2 separate regions of the Mus musculus genome follow, and region 1 is linked to region 2. Evidence: chromatin loops called from intact Hi-C (ENCODE). Cell type or tissue: heart. All regions are shown on one strand. Links, peaks and the distances in the headings refer to the core of each region. The heading gives the core; the rest is flanking DNA. Region 1 holds the start of Arl4d (ADP-ribosylation factor-like 4D). Region 2 has its middle 16 kb from the start of Meox1.

The links. A loop is a pair of places that touch in the nucleus more often than their neighbours do. Peaks named below come from ENCODE experiments on the same cell type or tissue, not always from the same donor. Only the 100,000 strongest peaks of a DNase experiment are listed, where the experiment ranks them.
Region 1: a loop joins it to region 2, with 2.1 times the contacts of the local background. A loop is called at or near these places in 1 of 42 quality-filtered maps.

What each region holds. Positions count from the first base shown.
Region 1 is chr11:101,662,897-101,667,280 of GRCm38, reverse strand. Arl4d (ADP-ribosylation factor-like 4D) reads right to left here and starts at 1,740. Exons shown (of 2, transcript NM_025404.3): 1 at 1,644-1,740; 2 at 1-733. The coding sequence starts at 631. The coding sequence ends at 26. In heart, for the core only: a CTCF peak has its summit at 2,247 (motif pointing right); DNase peaks (open chromatin) are centred at 1,770 and 2,300; H3K4me3 peaks cover 2,183 bases; H3K27ac peaks cover 2,887 bases.
Region 2 is chr11:101,908,331-101,912,714 of GRCm38, reverse strand. No RefSeq gene overlaps it. Among named protein-coding and RNA genes, the nearest start is that of Meox1, 16 kb to the right of the region's middle. In heart, for the core only: CTCF peaks have their summits at 332 and 2,286 (motif pointing right); a DNase peak (open chromatin) is centred at 2,284; H3K27ac peaks cover 573 bases; H3K27me3 peaks cover 1,186 bases.

The DNA.
Region 1 (4,384 bases), core at 259-4,258, 250 kb after region 2:
CAGGTAGGGTAGGGGCAGCTTCGGGTCACCGTCTCTTCTTGCTCGACCGAGGTGCCTTCTTCCTCTTCAGGATCATTTCATACAAATGTTCCAGGCCTGGCTGCAGGCCCAGCCCGTCCACAGCACTGCAGCCCTGCACATGGGTGAGCGTGGCAGCTGCCAGCTCTCGGACCGCCAGCCTCTTCTCCACCTCGGCTGCACTCAGTGCCCCCGGTTGGTCCTGCTTGTTGGCCAGCACCAGCACTGGCACCCCCTGGTTGTCGGAAGCCTTGCTGATCCGGTGTAACTCCATTCTGGCTTCCTCTAACCTCTCAGTCTCTGCAGAGTCCACCACAAACACCAGTCCATCTGTCCGGCGGGTGTAGGAGCGCCACAGTGGCCGAAGCTTCTCCTGACCCCCAACATCCCACACTTGGAAAGTGATCCCACGGGAACCCCCCAGGGGCACGCGGATCTTCTCAGTATTAAAGCCCTTGGTGGGGACGCTCTGGACAAACTCCTTGAACTTGAGACGGTAAAGAAGGGAAGTCTTCCCCGCGGAATCCAACCCAATGACGACGACATGCAGGGCCTGGAAGTGCGGCAGAAAGGACGAGGCTGTAGGGGCCATTTCAGTCAAGTGGTTCCCCATGGTGAGCTAGGGTGCAGGGTGGACCTCAGGAGTAGGTCTGGGACTCCAGCAGAGGCCAAGAAGAGGAGACCTTAAAACGGCAGGTAGCACAAGCTGGGGTGTCTAAACAAGGCCAAAAAAGAAACGAGAAAGGTTTAGAATAAACGAATTTGCAACTTTTGGGTCCTTCCCCTAAACCTGCACCCTACCCTTCTAAATATTCCTTTTATTAAAACAAGGTTTGCCCCAGCAGTGGTGGAGCACACCTTTAATCCCAGCACTTGGGAGGCAGAGGCAGGTGGATTTCTGAGTTCGAGGCCAGCCTGGTCTACAGAGTGAGTTCCAGGACAGCCAGGGCTACACAGAGAAACCCTGTCTAGAAAAACAAAAAAGAAAAAAAAAAAGATTTTTAAGTGCCTCTTTTTCCAAAGTAAAGAAAAAATATTTTGTGCGTGTGTGTAAGCCACTCACAGCTTGAGTGTTAAAGTCAGGACAACTTACAAGAGTATGTGGGTCTCAGGAACCAATTAGGGTCCTCATGTTTTAGGGTAGGCGCTTTTAAACCATCTCCAATGCCTTTCTCCTTCCCCTCTTCTTAAAAATAAAAAATAAAAAAAGTAGCTACAGGTGTAACAAGGCGTGCTCCTGTCCCAGGGACTCCTAGGAGAGGCCCTGAGGTCAGAGAAACTCTCGGGCACTAGGATCTTCGAGGGTGCGGATCTTGCAGGCAAGATCCGAAGTAAGGTCGTTTCCCTGCACCCCTCTCCGAGATTGAGAGAAAGCAGAAGCTGTGCTCTCCACTCCCCAGAGGAGAAATCTCGCATGAAGGAGGCGGTCGGGCAGTGTGCCCAAAGTAAGAGCACCGATGTGGGTCGGGCTCCCACAAGCACCGCATACCCACAACGGTGGCACGCCCCTGCGGGCGCTTTGACCACCACCACACGGCCCTGCAACTCTCCAGCCAGCGGTCGACGCCCGCTCCCCTAAGCCCCGCAAGCCGGCGCCTTTGCATGGTCCAGACACCCTCCTTTACCTTCAGCCAGCCGCACTCTCCGCGAGCCACGCCAACCAGACACCGACTCGTCGCGTCTCAGCCACAGCGGACTTTGCAGTGCCGCTGCTCCGGTTCCTCGTTAAAAACCCTCTCGTGACGTCACACGACGCGGCCCAATCAGCGTCCCGGAGGCGGGGACTGAGCCAGCCTCTGCAGCCCCAGCCTGGAAATGGAGAGCTCGTTCTATCCGGAACCGCTTTATTTTAATCTTTTCTACCTTATTCAGTATTTGGAACAGAGCCTGGAACTCATTAGGGCTGGGAGGTGGGACAGACTAAAGGAACAGGCGTGGCTGCGCCTGACGAGAGCATGGAACGGAATGTCTAATAATGACACTACCCCATCCACTTGCCCTCAATCCGGCTGCCCCCCCCCCATACTTTCCTTCCACCTAAAGATCTGCTCGAAGAGATTCTGACATGTTTTCGTATCTTACCTCATTCAGTAGTACTCATTCAAGTCACTGTCTTCATCTAGTTTGCAAAGCAGTATTTACCTGGAGCTCTGATACAGCTGATTCATAATACTAAGCCCATTTAATGTATATAGGAGTACGGGGACGCTGACACACCAGAAGAGGGCATCGGATCCCCTTACAGATGGTTGTGAGCCACCATGTGGTTGCTGGGAAATGGATTCAGGACCTCTGCAAGGGCAGCAGTGCTCAGTGTCAGTTAAGCCAGTGGGTCAGTATATGCCCATGTGTTCAGTAGGAAATGTCAGATCTCCTGGAACCAGAATTAGAGACAGTGGTGACTGCCTCATATGGGTGCTGGGAACCGAACCTGGGTCCGCTGGAAGAGTAATAAGTGCTCTTAACCACTGAGCCATTGCTTCAAGGGATAAGGGGGTGGGGGGAGTATTTTTTGAGACAGGGTCTTTCTATATAACCCTAGCTATCCTGGAACTCACTATGTAGACTAGGGTGGCCTCATACACAAAATAATCCACCTGCCTCTGCCTTTAAGATTAAAGGCATGAAACCAGGCAGTGGTAGTGCATGCCTTTAATCTTGGGAGGCAGTGGCAGGCAGATTTCTGTGTTCGAGGCCATCCTGATCTACAGAGTGAGTTCCAGTACAGCCAGGGCCACACAGAGAAACCATCTCGGGAAAAAAAAAGGAAAAAAAAGGATTAAAGGCATGAGCCATCATATCCAGCTATATTTGGTTTTTTTGTGTGTGTGTTTTGAGATAGGAATCTCATTATGTAGCTCAGGCTATCCTGGACATCCTAACAATCTTTGGGCCTCAGCTTCCTGCATATAGAGCATGGAGGACCCCATTACCTCACAGTAGCATGTTAGGGACTGTTGTCTGTTTCTTACAGGTACAGAAAGCTGCAGATGGATAAAAGACTTAGTTATGATCACATTTAGGTCATATGTGGCTGAGCAAGATCTGTCTGAATTCAGTGCCAGGATGCTCACTGCTTGGCAATAGTCTTCTCATGGGGAGACTCTGGGGCGAGGCAGTCTTACGTTAGACAGCCAGCATTACACAGTGAGATGCTGTCTAAAAAGCACGATAAAAGAGACTTTAAAAGACAAAGTTCAACTGGGCATAACCACAGAGTGTTATCCCAGGTACTCTGGAGGCTGAGGCAGGAGACAAGACATGGATAACCTCTCTAGGCTAGATCATGAGTTCAAGGCCAGCACGAGCAACTTAACACGACCCTATTTCAGAAATACAGATGAACCAGTCATGATGGCGTAGCAGCAGAGAGTTTGCCCAGCATGCACAGACTCTGGGTTCTGCCCCAAGTACCTCAGTAATCAAACACAGCTCATTCCTCAGCACCAGCCAGAGTTCTAGGGCTACAGACACCTCAAGCCTCAAAGGTCACATTCCATAATGAGTGACAGACAGCGGCAGCTCAGGAAGACACAATTTTTTTTTTTTTTGTTTTTTAACAAATCATCAAATGGGGACTTCAGAGGGATTTCAGAGGGAAAGAATGGGTCACCTAGAAGTTTCTGAAAAGGTCTCTAGAAATGTAGCACTTGGGTGGGGCATCGTGCTTAGCAGTTAGTCGCAGTTCTGGTTGTCCTGAAGGGGAGGAGATGTTACAAAGGGCAAGGTGACCAAAAGGACAACAAGATTACCCTCAGTAAAAGCTACGCGTAAAGAGGATTGGGAAGGGAGGAGGGGAAGTCACTGCCAGACTGGCAGAGTCCAGCCCTTTCCTGCCGGCCACCTCCAGCCAGGACTGATAAAAAAGTTTCCCCATGTTTAACACCAGCATGCCTTGCCACCTCTGTGTCGCCTCCCTACCACAACATTGGCCACATGGGTTGCCGAGCAGTCCAGGAGCCTCCAGATTCCCTAGAGATCTTCTGAAATTTGTCTAGGACCCAGACCTTAGAAAGTAACTTTTTTACACACCCAAAATGGGGATGATGGGACAGACTGGAATGGTAGCTAAGGCCCTGAGGCAGAGAAGAGCATAGCAAAGCTGGAAGAGGGGAGCCATGGGGTAGGTAGGCCAAGGGCACAGAGAACACCACCATACACAGTTTTCTTTTATCTCTCTATTTTTTGTTTTTGTTTTTGCTTTTTTGGTTTTTTTCTAGACAGGGTTTCTCTGTATAGCCCTGGCTGGCCTCGAACTCAGAAATCCGCCTCCCTCTGCCTCCCAAGTGCTGGGATCAAAGGCATGTGCCACCACTGCCCAGCTTCTTTTTCTTAAGATTTATTTATTTTATGTATGTAGCTGTCT
Region 2 (4,384 bases), core at 187-4,186:
GCTGCCTCTGTTGGCTCTAGGATTTTGGGAAGGGCTCTCTAAGGCTCAGTTTGCAAGTCTGTGAAATGGGAAGAAGCAGCTGCCACCTTCCAGGGCTCATGGTTGTTTCCAAGAATCTGTCTAGGGCATTACCTCTCAGTCACATCTCAGTCACAATGTCACCACAGACGTCCCAAAGGTCTCATTGTGAATAGAAAAATCTACACAGGAATATTCCCAAAGTATGACCTGACTGGCCTGGCACTGGAAGAGGGCTGAATGCTGAGAAACCTCAGGCATCCCCTTGCAGGGGCTCCTATCACAGTGCCCTGACAGCCATGTACCACACACCTAGTGGTTGTGGGTGGAATTGCAGGTCCAGTGTCCTAGAGGGACAGCTGGGTTCTTCTTAAATGGCCCAGGAGAGAAACTCAACTCCAAGAGTTCCTGATCCCCCCCAGTCCCGTATCCCTCAGGCTGAAATTGTCCCAATGACTAATTTCTCTACTCCTGTCTTTGACTCAAATGTCCTCACACACAAAGCAAGCAGCTGTGTCCTGATTCTTAGAGATGGCTCCCATCTAAGTCATGGAGCCTCCTGGCCAGATGGTACCAATGTGTGGTCATTGCAGGTGGCAGGAGAAGGGCTGTGCTGGAGAGTGTGGGTGACCCCTAGGGAGGAGGCTGTTGGGTGGGATCGGCCAGGGAGACCATCTGAGAAAGGCATTTCAGGAAGAGGAGACCTAATTGGAGCCATAGTTTGCAAGACAGGATGTGAGGGCACATGAATTCTATGATAATTTCACCTCACCCCAAGCCACCTTGCCAGGGAGACATGTTTGCATTGTGTGCATGTGTGTGTGCGTGCATTGCATGTGTGTGTGCGTGCATGAACATGTAGATGCTCTTCCCACAGAGGTGGCTGGTCCTGGCAGTGCCGAGCACTCCTTGCAGGCCAAAGCTGTGCTGAGTTGGAGATTTACAACGGCCATGGCCTTCATGACTTAATGGTCAGCAATTGAGCTATTTCATCTCATCGGGTGCTTTTGCCTGGAAATGGCCACTGAGATTCACTCCAGGATGGCTCTCAGTCATGAGGGGCTGACCTGTGTATCTCCTAAATCATGTTAACACTCAGGACAAGCCCATGGCGTGTTTTCCATGCGGGATCTTCTACCACCGAATGGCCACTGTCTTCTTGTAAGAAACTTTCATGGGCTAGAGGGGCATCAGGATGCAGAGGACTGGCATGAAGTCAGCTCTGGTGTGGATGTCTACCCACCTACACAGAACTGTAAAGTTCCCCCCCTCCTCTCCCTCCTCCCCTCCCTCCTCCCCTCCCTCCTCCCCTCCCTCCTCCTCCTCCTCTCCTTCCTCCGCTCCCTCCTCCTCCTGCTCCTCTCTCTCCTCCTCCTCCTCTTTCTCCTCCTCCTCTCCCTCCTCCCTCCCTCCTCCTCTTCCCCTCCATCCTCTTCCTCCTCCACCTCTTCCTCCTCCCTTTCCTAGCTCCTCATCCAGCTTCTCCCTTCATTCCTATGGCCTGGATGGGGAGAGCACCCTTGCTCAGCATATGGATGAAGGTGGTCCCAAGGGATTCAGTCCCTGTATAAAACTCTCCAGAGGTCCCAGAAAGAACTGTCCCTAGCCTGTGTGTCCTTTGAGCTCTCCTCCAAATACAAGTGTGGGGCCTCTTTCTCACGCCTCCTGGGCATCCCAGGAAAAGTTAGACACCTGGTGAAAGCAGATGTCCCCATTCTGGAGTCCAACCTGCTGATCAAAACAATGTGCCTCCAGCTCAGACCTTGATCTAGCTGAGTCAGGGCTTGTGGGTGTCTCTTTCTTGTCCACTCGACTGCCCTTCCTGGGGTAGGTAGGTTCCCAGACCTGATCCCTGAATCCGGAACCTCACACACGCCCCGGCCGCATTCTCTCCCCCAGGGCCCAGCTCAGAGCAGCCTGGTCATTCTTTCTCTTTCTTCCTGACACACCCTGCTGGTCTGATACAAGCTGAGCTCAAATCAGCAGCAGCGGAAGCAGGACAACATAAGGTTTGGGATGGGGTGGGGTCACATGTCTCTTAGTACACATTATTCAACTCACCGCAAAGGTAGAGCTTCGACCTGTTTATCTCCTAAATCCTATTAACACTCTCCCAAGGTCGTGCTCTTAATGACAAAGCAGCCCTTCGAGTTTCCCCGTAGTTTCTCACTCCCGTGGGTGTGGGTCCGCAGGAGCTGAAATAGCTGGAGTGGTTGTGCGTAGCCGGGATAGTAGCTGAGGCCCGGCGAGGATGTCATACTAATATTGAACAGCAGGGGGCACCAGTGACCCACAGAGTTTCCAGCAGGAAGCCGCTCAACATGACCCAAAACAGCCAGGTGAAAGCTGAGCTCCTGGTGAGCACCGCTTACTTCTTACCAATTCCAAAGCCTGTGGGCATTCGGGGCAAAACTCTACCCAGGCGTTGGTTCCTTTTGTATCTGGAAACTGGACTTGGCCTGCACAGTCAGGGCTGCCCTCGTCCCCTTGGCTGCTAGCTCCTAGAAAGAGGGGGTGACTCTCTCAGCTACAGGGTTCTAGTCCCAGTTCTACGCAGGAATATCAAAGCTTGGATGCCTTGGTTTCCACAACTGGAAAACCACAAGAATAGTGGCCCCAGGGTTCATCAAGAGGCAGGGGCTTTTCCAAAAAGCTAAAAAAAAAATAAAAATAAAAATAAAAAAAATTTAAAAATTTAAAACAACAACAAAAACCCTAAGGAGACCATACTGCCCACAGGCTTTCTTCTCCTGTGCTGAATGGTAATCCATTCTCTCCACTGCCAAAGCCACAATTCAGAGGCAGGTGACCAGACAGGAAGCAGTGACCAGCTTCACTGACACCTTAGGACCTCGATGGACTTTGAAGAAGCTTGGGACTCAGAAGTGACTGCTACAGTGGTCTCCTTTAGTAGAGGGAAGACCAGGTGTCCCCACTAAACCGACAGATTACCTCCGCACCTCCAAGGTGGCACCAGGCTATCTTGGCCACCCCTGGAAAGCAGGAGCAAGATGACTCTAACGACTCCGTACCTAGAACTTCTATAGTGATTGTTGCTGTTGGCGTCTATATAGTTCCTCAGGTCACTGGTGTGGTGATAGCTAGGCTCCGTTTGGGGGTTTCCAGGACTTTGGGACCCTCAGGTGACATGGGGCTTGACGAAGCCAGTGAGGGGCTGAGCCAGATCTTGATGCTTCTCACAGAGTGTCAAGAAAGAAAGGTGGCTCACCTGTTACCTCAATTCTCCAGAAGCTGAGGCAGGAGGATTCCTACCAGTTCAAGGCCAGCCTGGGCTACACAGTGAGTTCAAATTAAAGAAGGCAAAGGAGGGAGGGAAGACAGAAGTGTGTGTGTGTGTGTGTGTGTGTGTGTGTGTGTGTGTGTGTGTGTGTGTGAGAGAGAGAGAGAGAGAGAGAGAGAGACAGAGAGAGACAGAGAGAGAGAGAGAGAGACGGGTAGACAGACAGACAGACAGACAGAGACAGCAGAGAGACAGAGACAAAGACAGAAAGACAGAGGAACAAAGAGGAAAAACAGTAAGATGTATTAAAGGCCATGGCCTGGAGACCCACCAGTCAAGACAGCTTTCCTCAGGGGAGGAGAGAGGGGGTCTCTCTGCCTCCAGCTCTTCCTTCTGCCCTGGGATTGACCGTTCTGATTCAGTGATCCCTGCAGTGACAACACTGAGCCACCCGGGCTGCTGGCCCAGATGAGAGTGTGCCCTTCTGCTTGGATTTATGAGACGCTAGACCTACAGGGCCCTGTGACAGTGACTCACAGAGACCTACTGAACCCATCATGGCTGCAGCCAGATTCCCCAGGGGGCTTTATAAGGACGTGCCTGTCCCGGGACTCTGCTGAGGACCTTGCTCCCTCTATCCAGTTCGCTCCCCTCCCAGGACTGAAGCCCAGCTCAGGGAACTTCTCTCTAATGCCTTCCTCCTGCCTCCCCCTCCAAGGCTGGTCCTCCCCAGCCCTCACTGTGACAGCCCAGGTCCCAATGTAGGTGCTGTCACCCTTCTTCCCAAAGTCCCTGTGGGACCCCAGAACTAGCATTCTGTCACCTGCCTCTTGGTGGTCCTTTCTATGCTCTCAGCTTTTCCTTACACAGACACACACAAAACACATATACACACATACACACAGACAGACAGACATACATGCATACACATACAGACATACATACATACACATACAGACATACATGCATACACACATACAAACATACAGACATGCACACATACACACATACAAACACACATGCACACATACATATACACACACAGAGACATACATACATATACATACATACACACAGACACATACATACACACATACAAACACACAGATATACATACATACAGAG